3 separate regions of the Homo sapiens genome follow, and regions 1 and 2 are each linked to region 3. Evidence: read pairs that join two places in POLR2A ChIA-PET (ENCODE). Cell type or tissue: K562. All regions are shown on one strand. Links, peaks and the distances in the headings refer to the core of each region. The heading gives the core; the rest is flanking DNA.

Region 1 (5,221 bases), core at 556-4,555, 330 kb after region 3:
AGCCCCTTGGAATTACTAAATTCGTGATGAATTTCCCATGATTATTATGAGTGTGAATGATGAAGAACAAAATAATTGCTATTTAATTATTTATCCTGATTGAACATGAGTGATGATAAGAGCTTCACACAGGATGGAATTGGGCCATCTTTACCCATGCTCCTCACTGTTTAAAAAGAGTTAAGATGCATGTATGCTAATAATCATAAGGAAACAAGAAAAATAAACTTCTCCATCTTCTCATTGATGTAGGCATAAATAATTACAGATGTTCCTCAATTTATGATGAGGAACCCATTGAAACTTCAACTTGAAACCCATTTCAAATTGAAAATATCAGAAGTTGAAATTTCATTTAATATACCTACCCTCCGGAACACCACAGCTTAGCCTCGTCTACCTTAATCATGCTCAGAGCATGCTTGTTAGCCCGTAGTTGGCAAAATTATTGAGGGTAGGCTGCTCACCCTCATGGCTGTGGGGCTGGCTGTCTGGGAGCCACAGATGCTGCTAGGCAGTGTAAGGGTATCCTATGGTATATTGTTAACCTGGAAAAAGATCAAAATTTGAAGTGTGGTTTCCACTGAAGGCATCTCCCTTTTTACACTATTGTAAAGGTGAAGAATTATAAGTCAACTGTTGTAATTTGGGACCTGTCTGTATTTCAAAATGTACTTTTCCCATAATGCTTTAGGGAAAACTATGAAGTAAATGTCGGGAGCACTTGCTTAACCCCTGAACCAGCTGCTTTCTCTGAGCCCTGACCCATCAGTGATGTTCGACTTGTGTGATCTGATGGCCATGGCACAGCTGAGTGGACCAGGGTGGGTATTGACCTAGGCGGAGCCGATCAGATTCTCTGAGAGATTTGACATTGGGCCTCCCAGCCCCCGCCAAGTTGTTGTCTGCTTCTGTCTGGAAATGCGGGAAGGTCTCCTGAGCTGCAGAATGGCCAAGCAAAGGAGGTCAGAGAAAGAAAGGAGAGAGGAGAGGAGAGTGGGAAGGGACGGGGAATCAGACAGTTCTGTGACCCACACTGTTGTGACTTTGTGTCATGGGGTCCGAGTTTGTGTTACGAAAATTCAAAGATGATGGTTTCTTCATTCACAAGCACGACAGAGAAACATGTCGTTTGAATGTGGAGTGCTCTTTCCATAAGAAAGAACGTGGGCTAGAGGAGGGCAGCATCACCTATGGCTGCACTAAATTCATTTTCACCTGCAAGGGCAACCATAATTCCCACGAGCTTTGGTTGGGCTTAATGTTTTCCTGTCTTCTAATGGACAGTAATTGAAATGGATTTATTATCTAAATTATTCCTTAGTTCAGGATATCACTTAGAAAAATGGGACTATAAAATGAGATATTCATGGTCAAAAGCAATCTGTAGGAGCTGCGAGTTAAGGCAAGATTCCTCCAGCCTGACTCTTCCCTAGAGAATATAAAGTAGTTTTTCAAATTTGGAAAATTTATTATATTATAAATTGGATTTAATATCTTTCTTTACCCAATTTAGAAAAATTGTTGGGAGAAAGTGTGTCTGATTTTACAGGTAATTGAAGACTTAGGCACTTTTGCAAATGAACAGATACCCAGGCACACTTGCCCTGGATGGATGGCTGGCCCCTGGAATTTTCTTTCCTTCCAGCAGTCACACAGTGACTTCCTGCCTTCTGTTTCCTTCTTCATGGCAGATCCCGCAGATGCCTGGAGTTCATCCCCCTCACTCTCATTTTCACGCCTTTCTCACACACTGCTTCCTGAGAGGCTCCAGCAGTCAGGACAGGGGGGAAGAGGAGAGGGAGAGGGGGGAAGAGGAGAGGGAGAGCGCGGAGCCCCCTCCTCCCCATGGCTCCGGTGTTGGTCGGGTGGAAGCTCCTTCAGGCCTCATTCCGCCTCCTCCAACATTTCACTCCTGGTGCTGTGAGGAAACACTCAGGAGACTCACTGCATTTGCATTTTCCTCTGACACATAGATAATACATCTTGCTCTAGCTATTCACTTCACATTTGAGAAACACCTACAATACCTGTACTTAGTAGGTTGCAAATCCCAGGCATCTAAAAGTTATAGAATTGCTCATCTCTGGAAGCTCACTATCTGGGAGGAGACAGATACATTAAATATTGTAATAAAATGATGACGACGGAGGAGATGGAGACAGGGAGGGCTCAGGTGGCTGGGGCAGTGGGATTGGCCACAATAAAGAGGAAGTGATCTTGCCAAAACCTGAAAGCCGAGGGAGCCTGTGGCGTGGAGATCGGGGGTAGGTGTTTTAGGAAGCCGCAGGCTAAGGACCCACTTGTGAATAAGGCTGTGTGCGTGCGATGGGCGGATGCACACTCATGGGCAGGTGTGTGGGGTACAAGTAGTTGTGAGTTGCTGGGAAGTGCAGCATAAGAAAGCTGCGGTCTGAGGCCAGGAGCTGGGCTGAGCCAGGTGACGAAGACCTCAATGCCGCTTGCAGGAGTGTGGGTTATCCTGGGAGAGAAAGTCACAATGTTCCCAGACTCGTGGCAGCCTCTAGGGGCGGCCAAGGGAAGTTCTGCTCACTGTCTCCCAACAGGTCTTTAGGGATGCCATCATGATTTCCTGGCGCTCTGGGTCTAACCTGAAAGTCTTGCCAATCCCAGGGACAAACTTATCCTAAATGAACTCATGAGACACATGCATGAAATCAGAATGCCACTTTGTTGTTGTTGTTGTTGTTGTTTGTTGTCTGCTTTGTTTTTTGATACAGAATTTCACTTTCAGCCCAGGCTGAAGTGCAGTGGTGCGATCATGGCTCACTGCAGCCTCGACCTTCCAGGATCAAGTGATCCTCCCTCCTCAGGCTCCCAAGTAACTGTGACTACAGGTGGGCCACCACACTCAGCTAATTTTAATTTTTTTTGAAAATTTTTAGCAGAGATGGGGGTCTCACTATGTTGCCCAGGCTGGTCTCAAATTCCTGAGCTCAAGAGATCCTCCTGCCTTGGCCTCAGCAAGTACTGGGATGACAGGTGTGAGCCATCATGCCTGGCCCTGCTTTATTAATTTATAAGGCGAAGCAACAGTGGAAGGGCTCAGAATACCAGGGGAGAGTGTGGAGTGAGTGCTCTGTTCGGTGAACAGGAATCCCAAGAGAGAAGGAGGTGAATGCTGTCCTCAGGGGCTTTATTGGCATCCAGTGGGGGTGGTCTCACTCCTGGGATGAGGACACTGGGACCCCACTGCCTGGAACCCCAGTGCCCAGCTCCCCTTTGGGTTGCCTTTCTCGAGAGGTGTGGGGGTCTCAAAGTGTCCTCTCTCCTAGACAGTGCTGGATTGGCAGAGTCCACATTTATCTCTTACCTTTTCCTTTTACAAAGTCAACCAAGCTTGGAGATTCCCAAATTCATCCTTTACACACATCAGAATGTTCTACAAAGGGACAGTCAAACATGGTTAGCATGGGAAGCATTCTCCCTCCCTCTGGTGACACGAGTCACCATGCCTGGATAAGAAGGCCATCACCTGGCTATGGCAGCCCAGGCGATCAAGGACAGGAGAGGCTCCAGTTGCCCATTGCTCTGAAGGACAGCCTCCCTGGCACGGACAGATGCGAGCTGTGGCCCTGGTCATGCCTGTGGCTGAGTCATCATTTTCAGGTTGTTGTAGCTCTCAGTGAAGAAGCTTACTGGAGTCCAGTTGGCCAAAAGCAAGCAGCTTGTGCATTGGAGTGGTCGCCGCGCCTGAGCAGGTCCCTGTCTTCTTCCCGGATGCACCCCTGAGCCACGCAGACCCCCCCCCACCCCTCTGTTAGAAATGGGCCTACTCATGACCTGGTCACCTGGCCTAGGCTGCTCACACCAGAAGCTGGGGCTTAGCTCCCCAAGATCCCATCAGAGGCCGGGAATCTATTTTGATGGCTACTTTATCTCATTTGAGGATTTAGAATTAAAAATGATAATGTTCCAAGCATTCCTCTGAGCGAGTCCTGCTGCCTCCACAGCGGTCCACGTTTATATGACTCTGAAACATACATGGAACCACTTTTGGTTCTGCTTTTCAAGGGACAAAGATCACCTTTTGTGGGAAATATTCTAATATATCGGCTAGCAACTTCTTAACTTTATTTTCTAAGATTAGATGATCATAAGCAGAACTTCAATTGCACCACTGCACTCCAGCCTGGGCAATGGAGTGAAATTCTGTATCAAAAAACATTTAAACTAAAACATTACTATAATATGTACTCAGGAAATTAGAATGCTTTTATGAAAAAAACCATTATACCTAAGATTTTTTTTCCTTCTGTACTGCTTGGAATGTATTTATTTCTTTTCTTTGCGTTGACTCTAACATTGCCTAGCGTCTCATCCCTGCTCAAGTATGCATCCTCACAAGCTATGATATCACAGCTCATTAACCAGGCAACAGGCCAGTGTGGATGAGATCAGAGCATGGGATGAGGCCAGGGTTCCTGAGGTCTGAATCACCAGGTGTGTTCATCATTGTGGGCACAAAAGAATAATAGGAACCTGGGAGGCTGAGGTGGGCAGATCACAAAGTCAGAAGTTCGAGGCCAGCCTGGCCAACATGGTGAGACCCCGTTTCTACTAAAAATACAAAAATTAGCTGGGCATGGTGGCGGGTACCTGTAGTCCCAGCTACTCGGGAGGCTGAGGCAGGAGAATCACTTGAACTGGGGGGGCGAAGGTTGCAGTGAGCGGAGATCGCGCCACTGCACTCTAGCCTGGGTGACAGAGCGAGACTCCCTCTCAAAAAAAAAAAAAAAAAAGAATAATAGGAATAGACTACAATCTGTTGTTAAATGTAAAATGTTTTACAACACGAACTTTTGTAAGGAGTTGATGTTGGAGAGGCAAGAACTTGAGCCTTCTCCAGCACATCCTGACATCTAGAACTACAAATGCAGATTAAAAATTAACGTATGATCATTATAAAAAGTTTATGTGACAGAGACAGCTTTAAAGTGAAAAGTAAAAATCACTCAGATCTTACTGTCCATTAATAATCATTATTATCATTTTGGTAAAAATCCCTTCAGATTTTTTTCTTTTGCCACAAAAACATACAAATGCACTTTCAAAGAAAATTAAATTTGTTTATAGCAGGTATGCTATTTTATAACCTGGCTTTTACATATCATAGTTTGAACATATTTCTAATTCAATAAATATAGATTTATACCATCATTATTGACTATCAGTCATTCCATTGTGTGAATGTCATAGA
Region 2 (5,221 bases), core at 556-4,555, 270 kb before region 3:
GAGTAACTGAAACCACAGGTACATATACCACCATGCCCGTTTTTTTGTTTGTTTGTTTGTTTTGTATTTTTAGTATAGACGGGATCTCGCCATGTTGCCCAGGCTGATCTGGAACTCCTGGGCTCAAGGCATCTGCCTGCCTTAGCCTCCCAGAGTGCCGGGAGGAAAAGTTAACTTTTTAAAAAGGCCACTGACTGCAGAGTAGAAACGCAACCATTCTTAGAGCAAGGAAGATTCGTGATAATCTAGTTTGGTTTTATCCTTATCAAGAATTATGACTTTCTGGCTGGGCGTGTGGCTCACACCTGTAATCCCAACACTTGGGATTACCTGGGGAAGCCAAGGTGGGAGGATCAATTGAGCTCGGTTCAAGACCAGCCTGGGCAACGCCGTGAGACCTGGACTCTGTTAAAAACAAATTAGAAAGAGAATTGTGACTCTCCCATTACGCAATACAACAAAGAAAAGCCCAGAAAAGATGAACAGCTAAGTCACAGACAGTTGGTTCCAGAGTTAACTATTTTTTTTTCAAGGTTACACTTTCTAAAATTTCGTCTTTTGCAGTAAAGGGGTTTCACAGTGGCAAGATGTGATGTGAACCATACTAACTGCCAACAATCTAGCGTCTGCTCACACAGCTCTAAAATAATATGTACAAAACTGAACAATTTTGTTTTGTTTTGTTTTTGAGAGGGAGTCCCACTCTTTCATCCAGGCTGAAGTGAAGTGGTGCGATCTCTGCTCACTGCAACCTCTGCTCCCCTGGGGTTCAAGCCATTCTCCGGCCTCAGCCTCCCAAGTAGCTGAGATTACAGGCGCCCACCACCATGCCTGGCTAATTTCAGTATTTTTAGTAGAGACAGGGTTTCGCCATGTTGGCTAGGCTGGTCTCAAACTCCTGACCTCAGGCAATCCACCCCCCTCAGCCTCCCAAAGTGCTAGGATTACAGGCGTGCATCACCACACCTGGCAAAAAATTAAACAACGTTAAAGCTGCACTGTAAGAAAAATTAGTTCCAAAAGATGTAGGACTGTTGGAACCACCTTCTCAGTGCCTGCAGGATGTGGTCCTCAACTTCCCAAGCAGTTACAGGAATGCACAAGTAAAGCAGGAGACAGAAGCAAGATGTGCCGGCAAGACAACCTGCCCAGACACGAGGGAGAGGCCGTACAGCATCCGGATAAACAAACCACAGGGCAGTGTTGGGGGTTTTGCTAAATTATTTGGACTCCAGGCCTTGATTTCTTCCTCCACAGGACACTAACACCTCTGCCTCACATATCAGAAGTCGAGATCAATGAGCTCATAAACGAAAAGTGCCCTGCAGGAGAACAAATAGTGAGGAGCGCAAGGATCTGCATGTGACAAACAAGGAGAGAAACACAAACATCCTTAAAAGAAAATGCCCACTGCAGGTTTTAGGCCCTCATTGCTCTTCAGGCACAAGTGTGGGTGCTTCTCCCTTGATTTCCCTGGCTTCAGGCTTTGCCTCCCTAGATTCAAACACCCAAACTGCCCCCCACGCATCTCTAAAACCTAAGTCTCATTAATGTGCTTAAAACTCTTTAGCGGCTTTCCAGTCCTCCCTGAATATGCCTTAGTGTGGCCTACAATGCTCCCCAGCTCTGTCCCTAATTACCTTTCCCCCAGCTCTCTCCCTGACTACCTTCCTCCCAGCTCTGTCCCTGACTACCTTCCTCCCAGCCTTCTCTTCCACTTTCCCTACACCCTTTGCCCACCCCCATTCTGGCCACAACCTGTAGCTGAACACCACGTCTCCATGGTTGGACAGCTTTGCCCATGCTGTCCCTCTAACTGGTGACAGTAATGTTAATATGTAAATAGTCCTAAGAATCCTACCCAGTCCAGCACACAAAAACTGATGCTTGCTTGGGGTTCTGGAAATAGGATACACACATGGTACTAGAACAGAAGGGGAACAAACTTCTGGGTACGAGGCTGTGCAGAAGAGTTCTCAGATGACGGCCACTTTACTGTGATGCTCCCCTGCTTCTCACTTCACTCACCTCTCCTCCCTGTCATGATGTGGCTACCTCCTGCTCCACGGTTGTCATGGTGACAAACCAAGGGCTGACTGACTTCAAAATCATTGACTCCTCTTGGTCCAATTGCATAGCCCCCTCTTCTCTCCAAGGGCAAATGGATTAAAAAGCTAAATGATCTAAATCAGTGAATTTGCATTGTTACAAAAAATTACTCCTTATGGTTCTACTGGGCTTTTTTGAGGAAGACACTTAAACGGCTTAATAGATAGTATTTCCGGCAGGATAATGCAGGAACCTAAGCATTTCCAAGCAGCATACGGGAGAAGGTAACAGTTCACAAGAAAAGCCAGCACATGATCAGGAGGGCACATCTAGAAAAATAGCATTTTAAGTCAGGTCTCTATTTACTTGTTTTTTAAGCTGCTCCTAGTTTGCCAATTTCTTTGTTACATTTCCAAAGAGCTATACAATCTTCTCCGAGTGAACTCACATTCACCAAAATGTATGTTGACAATGCTTGCTTTTTAACTCACTGTGTTGTTATTTATGTAGCCAATAACTACTGATACAGAAGGTAAGAGGTAAGAAGGAAAACCACAATTTTTAACTCCTAATAGGCTGAGGCAGAAAACACAGCGTATTTGTTTTGCAGCGCCAGCGTTTACGACTAAGCTAAACCTGAAGCTCCCTTCTACGGTGGCTTCAGGATTATGTCCACAGACGCTTTGCTACTGCTGCCCTTTAGGGGGTGGAGCCCGACTCCCCTCACCCCGAGAGTGGGCTGGACAAATACACCATGACCAAAGTCACCACAGGCTTTGCCCTTCCTCCCTGCTCTGTCTGCTCAGCAGCTTAGCGGGAGGCCAGCTGCCATGAGGACACGGTATCCCTAAGAAGCCCCGCAAGCGGCCGAGAACTGACTCTCCTGCCAACGGCCAGCACTAACTTCCAGGCTTGTGAACAGGCCAGCGCAGAAGTAGATCCAGATGCCTGCCCCACAGAACTGACCAAGGTAACAAAAACGTATTGCTTTAAGCTCTATTACACAGCAATAAGCAACTAGTATCTTTCTTTTATTCAATGGAAATTAAGAAACTGGGAAACTAGCTATCTTTACTGTTCAGATAAACATAATTTAAATGCAGACTGCAATCCTGTTTTGTAATCTACTTATTTCCATTAACAATAAATCATGTTCATAAATACAAGTATGTTAATAAATTAATGACAGACATTAATACGCATCATGACCATTTTAAATGGCTGCACAGTATTTCACTGCATTGTTATATTAACGGTTATTTAACAAATGTCCTGTATTTAGACATGTAGGCTGTTTCAGTATTTTTCAGTATTATAAGTAATGCCATAAATCACCTTTCCCATGCATCTTCTCTTATGCATATTAGTTCACTAGAATAAATTTTTACGTTTCTAAATGTAGAAATTTGTTCTGCTGGATTAGAGGGGACATATCTTGTTAGACTCTTTTTTTTTTTTGAGACAGAGTCTTGCCCTGTCACCCAGGCTGGAGGACAGTGGTATGATCTCAGCTCACTGCAACCTCTGCCTCCTGGGTTCAAGCGATTCTCCCGCCTCTGCCTCCCAAGTAGCTGGGATTACAGGCGGGTGCCACCACACTCAGCTAATTTTTTGTATTTTTAGTAGAGATGGGGTTTCACCACGTTGGCCAGGCTGGTCTGGAACTCCTGACCTCAAGTGATCTGCCAGCCTCCACCTCCAAAAGTGCTAGGATTACAGGTGTGAGCCACCATGCCTGGCCTTGTTAGACTCTTGATAAATCTGTTATAACCAACCCTAGGTAGGTTGTGCCCAGTGTCTGTATGCCCTCAGCAACAGCAGGTATTACAGCCTGTAATTTGACCACCATCGAAGGTGATGGGCTATGGAAAGCATGGCTTCTCCTTCATGCTGACAAATGGTAAAGGGCGGCATTTGGAGGCCTGAGACAGGAGAACAAGGACATGCAGAAAGCAGCTGCTTTAAAGGCAGTAAAAAACAGGGGTCACAGTCAAAGAATAAGATGCCCCACTTCCAAATTCCTAGGTGCCTACATTCTATAATAGAAGAATTAAAGAAAAGTCACAGAGTGAAGCTCCTTACAGCTTTTGCAAGAACTTCTTTTGAGGCTATTCTATGGTCTTATGAGACCATCTATTTTTTCAACCTTTTAAGGACCCTAGCTGGCAATTCACACTGTAACTCAAGAAAATCAGCACACATTCAAGTGGTTAAAGCCAAGTAGGGGATATCATGAGGCAAGCCAGATGCTTAAGGCACAAATTTAAGGAGGCACTCACTCTCAGGGATGTGCCAGTGCAGGGTCCGCCTGTGCATGAACCTGAGAGTAAGTGCCTCCTTAAATACTGTATGGTGCTTTACTCACCTCCCTGTAGGCCCAGATTTAATGTCCAAAGAAAATGAGACAATGAGACAATTAGTCTCAAGTCTCACTCCTTCCATTCCGCTTGGTTTCTATTTTTAAAAATCGGTTGAATTCCTGGCCAGGCATAGTGGCTCACGCCTGTAATCCCAGCACTTTGGGAGGCTGAGGTGGGTGGATCACCTGAGGTCAGGAATTCGAGACCAGCCTGACCAAGATGGTGAAACCCATCTCTACTAAAAATAGAAAAATTAGCTGGGTGTGGTGGCAGGCACCTGTAATCCCAGCTACTCCGGAGGCAGAGGCAGGAGAATTGCTTGAACCTGGCAGGCGGAGGTTGCAGTGAGCCGAGATTGAGCCATTGCACTCCAGCCTGGGCGACAAGAGCAAAACTCTATCTCAAAAAACAAAAAAAGAATTCTTAACCTTATCTATAGCAGGGAACTACAGTCTTTTGCTCCTACATGTAAAGGATACAGCATAACTGTATTCGAAGGAACAAATGCAGTGTTGCTAAATAATACCAGTCCTGACAGTCAATTAACATTTTCAGAGCCAGGCTGGGGTTGGGTAGTGGCAAGCCTGGAGTTCCAGCTCCTCAGGAGGCTGAGGCAGGAGAATCGCTGGAGATCAGGAGTTTGAGGCTGCTGTGCACTATGATCATGCCTGTGAATAGCTACTGCACTCCAGCCTGGGCGACACAGTGAGGCCCTGTCTCTTAAAGGAAAAAAAAAAAAAAAAAAGAACTAATTTGATCTTAGAAAATATTTTGACTTTATTTGATGCCAGATCTGTAAGAAAAAGTTTTTA
Region 3 (5,221 bases), core at 652-4,651:
TTCTCCTGCCTCAGCCTCCCGAGTAGCTGGGATTACAGGCATGCGCCACCGCACTTGGCTAATTTTTGTATTTTTAGTAGAGATGGGTTTCACCATGTTGGCCAGGCTGGTCTTGAACTCCTGACCCCAGGTGATCCACCTGCCTCAGCCTCCCAAAGTGCTGGGATTACAGGTGTGAGCCACTGTGCCTGGCCTCATTTTTTAATTTTTTGTAGAGATGGGGTTTTTGCTATGTTGCCCAGGCTGTTCTTGAACTCCTGGCCTCAAGTGATGCACCCACCCTGGCCTCCCAAAGTGCTGGGATTACAGGCGGGAGCCAACGTGCCTGGCCCAGAATTTGTTCAGGCTGAATAATATTTTCTTTTTGTGTATACTGTATTTTGCTTACCCATTCATTCATCAATTGACCTGAGTTGTTTCTGTTTTTGGCTATTGTGAATAATGCTGCTGTGATCATGGGTATGCAAATATCTATTAGAGTCCCTGCTTTCAATTCAGAAGTAGAATTGCTGGATCATATGATAATTCTATGTTTAATTTTTTTTTTTTTTTTTTTTGAGACAGAGTCTCGCTGTGTTTCCCAGGCTGGAGTGCAGTGACTCAATCTCGGCTCACTGCAAGCTCCGCCCCCCCGGTTCATGCCATTCTCCTGCCTCAGCCTCCCGAGTAGCTGGGACTACAGGCACCCGCCACCACGCCCAGCTAACTTTTTGTATTTTTAGTAGAGACGGGGTTTCACCATGTTAGCCAGGAAGGTCTTGATCTCCTGACCTCGTGATTCGCCCGCCTCAGCCTCCCAAAGTGCTGGGATTACAGGCGTGAGCCACCACGCCCGGCCTCTATGTTTAATTTTTTTGAGGAACTGCCATACCATTTTCCACAGAGGCTGTACCATTTTATATTCCCACTAGCAAGGAGCCAGAGTTTCTGGTTCTTCCGCATCTTCACCAACACACATTGTTTTCTGTTTTTCTTCTTTTTTTTAAAATGGATGTGAAATGGTATCTGATGCTGGATTTGATTTGCATTTCCCTAATTATAAGTGAAGTTCAGCATTGTTTCATGTGCTTATTGACTATATGGACATCTTCTTTGGAGAAATATCTGTTCTTTGCCTGTTTTTGAATTGAGTTGCTTGATTTTTGTTGTTTAGTTTTAGGAGTTCTTTATATATTCTGAATATTAACCCCTTATCAGACATGTGATTTGCAAACACTTCTCGCCCATTCTGTAGGGTTGCCTTTTTACTCTATTGCTAGTGTCCTTTGATGCACAAAAGTTTTTAATTTTGTAGTCCAATTGATCTATTTTTTCATTTGTTGCCTGTGTTTTTTTGTGTCATATCCAAGAATTCATCACCAACTGGCATCATCACCAACTGGCATCATGAAGGTTTTCCTCTAAGAGTTGTATAGTTTTAGCTCTTAGGTTTAGGTCTGATCCATTTTGAATTAATTTTTTTGTACAATATAGTGTTTAACTTTTTTTTTTTTTTTTTTTTTTGAGATGGAGTCTCACTCTGTCGCCAGGTTGGAGTGCAGTGGCACAATCTCAAGGCTCACTGCAACCTCCGCCTCCCGGGTTCAGGCAATTCTCCTGCCTCAGCCTCCCGAGTAGCTGGGACTACAGGCGAGCGTCACCACACCCAGCTAATTTCTGTACTTTTAGTAGAGACGGGGTTTCACCATGTTGGCCAGAATGGTCTCAATCTCTTGACCTCGTGATCTGCCGCCTCGGCCTCCCAAAGTGCTGGGATTACAGGCGTGAGCCACCGCGCCCAGCCTAGTGTTTAACTTTTAAATACTCATGTAATAATTTTGTCTTTTGTATTATGAATATCTCATAGTTCTCTTGTCAGTTGCTTTAGTGATCATATTTGACTTTGGCTATTAGTATCAGGTAGTAATGATTGATTTCCTTTCTTTTGAGAGCTAGCTATGAAATCCTAAGGCTGCCAGCTAACTGAGTATACCCTCTCTTGGCTAAGGGGACCCCAGGAAACCTTAAAAACTGAATTCCCAACCAGAATGGGATGGGACATCTGACACGCCTCAGTATACCCCCTCCCTTTTGAGGTTTAAACACAGCTGACCAGCATTAATGTTAAAATAGAGATCTGAAGACTGAGAGAACAGACTCTTTGTGGCAATAAAATACCCAACTGTGAACAAAATGTAGGGCCATGCCAGGCAAGGGTTAAGTAAAGCATCCCCTTAAAGAATAAACTGGTTCTAACTGCCTCAAGGTGTTTCTTTTTTTCTAGCGGCTAAACAAGCACTGGCCTCCAGATAAGCAATATTAAGATAACTGCAGCTCACTCACTGCCAGACCCTAAGTGATCCCCACTCTCCTGTTCCACAAGCCATAACTATAGCTTTGATTGGACAAGAGACTGATTTCAGTAACTTTCTCCTGATAAGAGCACTGAGCATGAACTGGTTCTGGCCAGTTTACAGAGGCTGTGCACTTCAGTGCCTTCATGTCCCTGCTTCGCCATCTGACTACAGGGCCTCATTGTAATCCTTTTAGATGTTAAGTCTCCACCCACAAGTGAATATGGATAAGTATGTAACATACATGTTTATTCAGCCTGCATGTGCATGACCTCCCCCACTTTGTGAATATTCATAGCTCCTCCTATAACCTGTTAAATATATAAACTTGGCCAACCCGTTCAGCATAAATCCCTGTTCTATCCTCCCTTGAAGGTCTGTTTCTGTGCTCTGCGGGAGGATGCTTCCCAGCTATCAGGATTGCCACCTTGTAGGCTGTGACTCTTTACAAAATTATTTTTGAGGCAGAGTGTGGTTCCGTCACTCAGGCTGGAATGCTGTGGCACAAACACGGCTTACTGTAGCCTCTATCTCCCAGGCTCAAGAGATCTTCCTACTTGAAGGAAGTCTTTTTTTTTTTTTTTTTCTTTTTTTGAGGCAGAGTCTCACTCTGTCACCCAGGCTGGAGTGCAGTGGCACTATCTCAGCTCACTGCAACCTCTACCTCCTGGGTTCAAGCAATTCTTGTGCCTCAGCCTCTTGAGTAGCTGGGATTACAGGTGCCACCACCATGCCTGGCTAATTTTATTTATTTATTTATGATATGGAGTCTCTGTCACCCAGCCTGGAGTGCAGTGGCACAATCTCGGCTCACGATAACCTCTGCTTCCCGGGTTCAAGTGATTCTCCTGCCTCAGCCTCCCAGTAGCTGGGATTATAGGTGCCTGCCACCATGCCCGGCTAATGTTTTTGAATTTTTAGTAGAGGCAGGGTTTTACCATGTTGGCCAGGCTAGTCTCAAACTCCTGACCTCAAGTGATCCTCCTGCCTTGGCCTCCCAAAGTGCTGGGATTACAGGTGTGAGTCAATGCGTCTGGCCATTTTTGTATGGACGGGTTATTTCCGTGTTACCCAGACTGGTCTTGAACTCTCCTGGCCTCAAGTAATCCTCCTGCCTCAGCTTCCCAAAGTGCTAGAATTAGAGGTGTGAGCCACCATGCCTGGCCTGGCTGCGCAATCTAAATTCTTCCTTATCCTGGGTATGGCTTAAGCTCCCCTCTTGGCTAGAATATTTTTGGAACCAAGTCTGGGGTTGACTGGGACTTTTTTTTTTTTTTCTTTTACACGGAGTCTCGCTCTGTCACCGAGGCTGGAATGCAGTGGAGCGATCCTGGCTCACTGCAACCTCCGCCTTCCAGATTCCAGTGATTATCCTGCCTCAGCCTCCCAAGTAGCTGGGATTACAGGCGCCTGCCACCATGCCTGGCTAATTTTTGTATTTTTAGTAGAGATGGGGTTTTGCCATGTTGGCCAAGCTGGTCTTGAACTCCTGACCTCAGGTGATCCGCCCCTGCCTCGGCCTCGCAAAGTGCTGGGATTACAGGCATGAGCCACCGTGCCCAGCCAGACTGGGACTTACACAACAGAGATTTTAGAACCTTCCCATTTAGTTGGCTCCTTTTAGGCCAAATGGGAGGTGGGGAGATAATGGGGATAGAAGTATCCTTCATCTACTGCCTCTCTAGATGAGTTTACCTGCTGTTTTCTACTGGTGTCTTGCCCTCAACTCTATGGCTTACCCTTTATGCAGGAGATAAAAAACTTTAGTCCTTCCCACTTGGGAATAGTGGTTGGGCAGAAGGTGGGAACCAATCACCAATCTTGTATGTAAGTTCAGAATGCAGTTATCTTGGAGTCTGTAGTCTTCTGACCTTTGTCATTGCCCTCCAGTGAAAGACCTCCAAGAGCACACCTGTAGTTGGACAAATTGGGCTTATTGCATATTTCAGTGAGTTCCATGGGGAACTGTGGGGTGTTTCAGTAACTTTTCAAATGGGATTTGGGCTTCTACTAGGTAGTTTGGGAAGGGTTTAAGGAAGTGAGGCTTTGATCTGTATGGGGTGCTGTTAGGAAGCTGGAAAAATTCTGTAACTGGATAGCTTAAGAAATCTTTTCTAGAAGGAAAGAAGACTGGAATAAAGCTAAAGCTGTAACTGGTAAAGAAGCAACAGTCATTCCTGTTAGCCAGGATAGAGAGTTGGTCATTTCTGTGATTTGGACAATGTTCATGTTTTTTTTTTTGCTTGTGTTCAGGAGTGATTACAGAGTGGTCTTGTTTAGTCTTTATCCATCATGGTCTTGTCTGATATTGATGTTCTCTGAAATTGTTGATGTTCAGCAGAAGAGTCAGTCATCAAGGCCTAGGTGTGTGCCTTGCTCTGAGTTGTTAGCCAGTTTACAGCAACACCAAGGCCCAGCTGTGATATTACCAGGCCAGCTCCCAGATGTCAGGGGCTGCATTTCTTTTTCTCACGTGGTTGTAAAGTCTTCTAGTGGAATGATGTATTAGAAACAAATCCAATAGCCAACATAAGTTGAAGTGATTTTCTAACATAGAAGAGCAAAAAGGAATGGGATAGAGGTATAGAGGTTTCATTTGTATTTGACTTTTCTAAACTGGGTTAAATCAGCTTCCCCTCTGCGGTAGGCAGCATAATGGCCCCTGAAGTTGGTAATCCATGTGGTAATCCCTGGAGCCTGTGGTGTGTTACTTTACATGGGTAAAGGGATTTTGCAGATGTGAGTATGTTAAAGGAGAATTACCCTGAATTATCCAGGTGGGCTCTATGTGGTCACAGGGTCCTTATAGGAGAGGCAGGAGGGTCAGAGTCAGAGGAGATGTGATGACAGAGGCAGAGTTGGAGTGATGCCCTTTGAGGAAGGAGGAG

What was found. ChIA-PET counts read pairs that join two places held together with the same protein. Peaks named below come from ENCODE experiments on the same cell type or tissue, not always from the same donor. Only the 100,000 strongest peaks of a DNase experiment are listed, where the experiment ranks them.
Region 1: POLR2A ChIA-PET joins it to region 3 with 5 read pairs; 1 of 35 experiments calls an interaction of 5 or more read pairs at or near these places.
Region 2: POLR2A ChIA-PET joins it to region 3 with 5 read pairs; 5 of 35 experiments call an interaction of 5 or more read pairs at or near these places.

Annotation. Positions count from the first base shown.
Region 1 is chr7:156,557,575-156,562,795 of GRCh38, reverse strand. The region is part of intron 2 of RNF32-DT (RNF32 divergent transcript); the gene reads left to right. Among named protein-coding and RNA genes, the nearest start is that of LINC00244, 20 kb to the right of the region's middle. In K562, for the core only: a CTCF peak has its summit at 2,524; a DNase peak (open chromatin) is centred at 2,525; H3K27me3 peaks cover 2,221 bases.
Region 2 is chr7:157,148,665-157,153,885 of GRCh38, reverse strand. The region is part of intron 1 of UBE3C (ubiquitin protein ligase E3C); the gene reads right to left. Among named protein-coding and RNA genes, the nearest start is that of UBE3C, 12 kb to the right of the region's middle. In K562, for the core only: a CTCF peak has its summit at 2,065; a DNase peak (open chromatin) is centred at 2,815.
Region 3 is chr7:156,883,746-156,888,966 of GRCh38, reverse strand. All of the region lies in intron 1 of LMBR1 (limb development membrane protein 1), which reads left to right. Among named protein-coding and RNA genes, the nearest start is that of LMBR1, 6.8 kb to the left of the region's middle. In K562, for the core only: no CTCF peak of the experiment used is centred there; DNase peaks (open chromatin) are centred at 2,376 and 2,716.